Linked DNA regions of Homo sapiens: region 1 is linked to region 2. The links are chromatin contacts, found by Hi-C or POLR2A ChIA-PET in ENCODE. All regions are on one chromosome and are shown on one strand. The core of a region is the stretch at or near the end of the contact, and the rest is flanking DNA. Distances in the headings are between cores, read along the strand shown.

What was found. Hi-C counts contacts between places; a loop is a spot of excess contacts on that map. ChIA-PET counts read pairs that join two places held with the same protein, here RNA polymerase II (POLR2A). Pooled maps may share reads with other maps.
Region 1: a loop to region 2 is called in a map of endothelial cell of hepatic sinusoid, with 4 times the contacts of the local background. The contact joins two enhancer-like sites. A Hi-C loop is called at or near these places in 6 of 168 maps with a recorded cell type or tissue (PC-9, endothelial cell of hepatic sinusoid, heart left ventricle and 2 more), 2 of 37 single-sample maps with no recorded cell type and 7 of 50 pooled maps. POLR2A ChIA-PET finds 5 or more read pairs at or near these places in 16 of 52 experiments (A549, AG04450, BJ and 13 more).

The regions. Positions count from the first base shown.
Region 1 is chr11:33,752,096-33,754,795 of GRCh38, forward strand. FBXO3 (F-box protein 3) reads right to left here. Exons shown (of 11, transcript NM_012175.4): 6 at 2,360-2,405. Among named protein-coding and RNA genes, the nearest start is that of CD59, 17 kb to the left of the region's middle. Within about 2 kb of position 1,321, at least 3 of the 41 ENCODE cell types and tissues checked have a DNase peak (open chromatin) inside an H3K27ac peak, as active enhancers do.
Region 2 is chr11:33,691,018-33,693,717 of GRCh38, forward strand. No RefSeq gene overlaps it. Among named protein-coding and RNA genes, the nearest start is that of C11orf91, 8.5 kb to the right of the region's middle. RefSeq lists an enhancer at 1-309. Within about 2 kb of position 1,319, at least 29 of the 41 ENCODE cell types and tissues checked have a DNase peak (open chromatin) inside an H3K27ac peak, as active enhancers do.

The DNA of each region.
Region 1 (2,700 bases), core at 71-2,570, 61 kb after region 2:
CATGACATTGTGGAGTTCTGTGCATCGGGCCAATCCCAAAGTGGTCTAGTTGCACACTACTATAGATTTAATTGCACAGCGGTCCTCCATCTTCTTAGTGACCAGCTCAAAGCAGAAAAGGATTACTGGAACAGTCTAGTCCAGACCATATATCTGTGATCTAATGATTGGATTATAACAAGTATTTACATGAATTAATAATGTTTACCCCTTCTAGGTAATATTTAACATAACTCTGTCAGACCCCCCATTATTTACTGTTAATACATCTCAGTGCCTGGAATGTATTAGTCCTTTAATTAATGTTGTTCAACAATGAATTTCTTTGTAATCTGGTTTCAATTAACCCAGTTTCTACACTCTGTCACACTGAATGTCAGATGCTAAATTTATAGTGTTTACTAATTATTCTATTTAGGGAATGATAAAAGATACAATTTGGCTTATATCTAAGGGTACAAGGCTTTAAACTTTTAAAAGGCATCAACTGAGAGAAGGCAAACTATAATAGTTGGCTCTTTCCTCAATATCTATTAATGACCCATTCTGACCCAATATTTATTAAACACTATTGTATTCAAGGTTCACTGATCATGTACCTACTTTGAGTAAGATATTAAGAAGTTATATAAATAATGTCATTAAAATTCATAGAAGGTATAATTTTACGTTTTTAGCACTAGTACTTTCTCTGAAAGAGTTTTTAAAAATCATATATATGTATATTTTGTGGAAAAAAGTTATATAACTAAAAACAAATTTGTGGTTTGCATAAAAAAAATTGGCATGGTGTATTTTAATCTACCTTATTTTATTACAATACGTACCAGAGTGTATTCTTTAAGATGAGGACAGACTAGGCAGCATTCACTACTAAACTTATCTGACAGATTCCAGGTTTCTTAAATATCTATTATTAGTACACTGAACACCAGGATATGCCATTTTGTGTGTTACCAGTCTAAGCAAACTTAGTTGAATCAAGATGCAATTTATATGTTCTAAGGTAATTTACCTTTTAAAGTAAGCCCATGTGTTGGGGTCTCTCTGATGGTTCTGGAGCTTTATCAAGGCAGCTGAAAGGAAGCTCCTTTTTCATCCTTCCTCCCTGCATTAACTTCTCACCTCATCTCTTCTCAGTGTCTCTCAATCTTTTGCTTTGCTCTCCCATTTTAAGAGAAATCCCAGCTACTGGCATAGTATTATTACACCTTAGTACTCTGCTGGAGTGGTGAGGTTCTACATACCATGTCAGACGAGCACCAAACTAAGAGTAAGGAACTCACAGAGGCTGGGCAGCAGCTTACCTTAGCACTCAGCTGCCTTCCATTTATAAACTGAGTAGCACTGCTGGACCACAGCCACTATGGTAATCTCTGAAAGTGTGTGCTATGCAAAAATAACAACGAGGGCAATGAGCACAGGAAAAACCTCCAGAGAGTGCTTAACTTAGAAACCAGAGACCACATGAGTCAGAGTGAGCTGAAACCTAGGACCTACATTTAAAAGCTTTTTATAACTTACTAGGTAAGAGTGAGATCTTGATATTATGAAGTACACCATGAACGTGGAATGTGCCATAGTATGGAACAAATAGAGACTTATACATTGTTCAAAGTTCCAATGAGAAGACAGAAGTGAATACAAATGCCTCAGTCTACAAGGACTCTTTACTATTCATATATGTAGATGTTTAATATATGTCAGTCAGTACCCTTAAAAAGCAAAATGGACAGTCTGGAGGAATCTTCTCTGGATGATCAAAATCCAAACAAGCCAAGACGGGATAAATAGCAAAGGGGTGAGCTGTAGTTACTTACAAATTGAAGGGTTCTCAAAACCTATAAGAAATACTCTTTTAAGGCCAAGAAAAACTAGTTGTACCAAGGAGTTTATAAGGCATAGAGTTTATATTAGTCCCTAAAGACTTGCTTTGGAGGTCTCTAATGTGACTTAGTATCTTAATGCTACTGCATTAGCACCAAAAGAGAAAAAGTTTAAAGTTGCTTTATATATCTGTATCCCCAATTATACATGAATATAATGAATAATACATGTGCATGTTAAGAAAAATATATACACATTCACAGCACTTCTACATATTTCATTGCCTTATAGAAGAGTCCTCAGAGCATGAGATTGTATATGGACTAGCTTTTTTCAAAATTAAAAATATTCAATACAAAAACGGTTCTAATGAAAACCTAGATGCAGTACTTTATAAACCAGCAAACCTTAAAGAAATCCAAGTATGAAATTGCCAGCTGCTAAAGTAGCTGAAAAAGTTTTTACCATTTTAATTTTTTTATTATATCCAGGAAGAAGAAGAAGGGGGAAAAAAGACTTTTTTCTTTCCTACCTATAATAAACATGTCAATAGCAGCTGGATTTCGAGCCATTTGGTCCTAGGTGAGAAAAAGAATACAATCGATAAAAACACATTTTACTTAATTTTTCATTGTTCATTATCTGTATCTTTCCCTGGAGACGAGGCAAAACAGATAAAAATAAAGTTGAGATAAGAAGATATATGGCTTGTTATCCTAGAAGAAAGGGTTCTGAATCAGAGTCAAGAGATCCGAACAGTTCTAGGTTACTCATTTCTTTCAGTAAATGGAGAGACCAAGCTACCATCCTACAACCTTACAGAGACATCAAGTAAAAAAATGAGATAAAAAGTATGAAAATGCTTTAAAAAGT
Region 2 (2,700 bases), core at 69-2,568:
AGGGCTGTGTACTACACAAACAGGAAAATAATATTAAAATGATTCCCAGTTTGGGGCAGTTTCACATCTGTCATTTTTTGTTGTTGTCCCCACTCCCAGCCCCCATCCTGTGAAAGCAGCGTCTCCATTTGCCTGATGTGGAAAGAGGCTGTGAGAGGCTGGGTAACTTTCCCAAGGTCGCAGATCTGGTTAATGTCAGAATCAGGACAGAGTTCAAAGGAAAAGGCCAATATTCCCTGAGGCACCAACAAGGTATTTACCTCCAGTGAGAACAAAAGCCGTAAAGCAGTAATTAAATGTCTCTTCCTTCTGTTCCCAGCTGACTTCCACTGAACCCTGCCTGACCGCTTTGGCACAGAGGGTGGGCACAGGTGACTTGGATAAGGTAGCAGGAGGTCTTCCCATCACACTTGAAGTCTATATTTCTCTCAGGAGTAATAAGCTTATGATGAAAGGATCATGATATAAAGAGCTGGTTATCTGTTCTATCAGGTTTCATGCTTCATCTTGCCCAAACAGTCAGCACTGCAGAAGGCCTTCAGCCTCCATCTACAGGCCTCTACCTCAGCTTTCCCTCTACCCTAGTTTCTTGAAAGTAAAGATCGCTAATTGATCTGACTGGCCAGAGTCCAGGACAATTCCTTTGACCCCACTTTCCCAGTGGATAGGTTTACTACATCTTAAAGGTCAGGACATGGGGGCCAGGTGCAGTGGCTCACACCTGTAATCCTAGTGCTTTGGGACGTCAAGGCAGGAGGATTGCTTGAGCCCAGAAGTACAAAACCAGCCTGGTGGTGAGACAAAGTGAGACCCCCACCTCTACAAAAGAATTTAAAAATTAGCCAAAGACTTGGGAGGCTGAGGTGGGAAGATCACTTGAGCCCAGGAGTTCGAGACTGCAATGAGCTAAGATCACACCACTGCACTCCAGCCTGGGCGACAGAACAAGACTCTGTCTCTAAAAAGCATTAAAAAGAAAAAATAAAGTCAGCACGTTGGGCTTTCCTTCTTCCCTGAGTTCATGCAATAGTCAGACCCAGGACAAGCCTGCCTCCACGGACGGGTGAATCAGGCTCTTGTCTGCCTCTTTCCTGTCTGGCACTGAGTGGGCAAATCAAGCCAGAGGAAGCAGCGAGCTTCATTTATACCATCATCCCAGCTTTGAATGCTCCAAAACAGCTTTCCTTCTAGCTCAGCCACAAATAAAGCGGGGCTTTTGTTTTTCATGTCGCTGGTGGCGTGCTGGTAAACTCTTTTCAACCAGCTCTTCTCAGTGGAGGTCCGAGGGAGCCAACCCTGATTTGTACATTTGCCAATTTCCTTGTTGTAAATACACTCCCCGTGGCCAGTTTAAAAAAACCCCACATGACATCATTCAGAAGATATGCACATTAGCACACCATTATGTAGTATTTCGACCACACAGACACAACAGGCATAAATGAGCTCAGGAGTACAGATGATAGAGAACTGTAGCAAAATAATTAGGAAGTGATGAATTGTGAATATTTGTTACCTTCGTCTTAAATATGATTTAATTAAAAGTTGATATGGTTAAATTTTTAATAATGGTTGTATTTAATAACCAGCTCATAACATTCCTGAAAATTTGGCAATTAGTTCTCGTGAGCCCATAGAAACTGGCTCCGGCACACCACTGCATTTATCTATTATTCCTTGCATGTGGTGTTCTCTCAATCAAGCTCTCTATTGCTTTCCTCTGCCAAGCGCCCTTTTCTTTGAGGAACAGCCTCTTTTGTTTCATTTTGTTCTGAGGGGCTGTCAATTACATGACAATTACATCCCACCAACCGACGGTAACAGGACCTGTGCCCAAAGTTAGTCCAAGCCATGGGGTGACTGGGGAGGTGGCAGGCCTGAGTGTGGGCATTTCTGGGACCTTGGCTGTAATACTACCAAACTATCAACCCCATTCTCTCTTGCCAAGTTGTGGGAAGCAACCTAGCCAACACCAAAACCACCCCCTACCAGTATTTACATGTATTGGAAGACCTGACCTCACTGTGCTCCCCATCTGTCTCTTGCAGGGGCTCCCTCCCTGCAGGGGCTCCCCCTCAGCAGGGTCACTGTGGGCTACCTGTGGCCCTAGACAAGGGTCACACTTATGAAGGACCCTTTCCACACAGCCCTGTCTGTTCTCAGGTTCTGGCAACCACTCCCTCCTCTCACACCTACCCGCCTAGGGTTAGCAACAGCTCGGTGGGTGATAATCCGCATTCCCTGCCTGCACCTTTGTAAACACTCTGTCTTAGTCCATTCAGACTGATATAACAAAATACCATAGACGGGGTGGTGTCTAAACAATAGAAATTTCTCATAGTTCTGGATGCTGGGAAGTCCGAGATCAATATGCCAGCAGATTCGGTGGCTGGTAAGAGCCAGCTTCCTAGTTCATAGAAGGTAGGAGTGGTGAATAAGCTTGCTGGGCCTCTTTTATAAAGGCACTAATCTCATTCCACCCTCCACCCTCATAACCTAATCACCTCTCAAACATCCCACCTCCTAATACTATTGCACAGGGGATTAGGTTTCAACATATGAATTTTGGAAGGACACAAACATTCAGTTTATAGCATAATCCCTTTATTAAACGCTCTTCAAATTAGCCAATTTGGGTGTTCCACGCATTTCCTGCAGGAACCTGGTGGACCTCCCTCTGTACTCCCCACACTGCTCTGT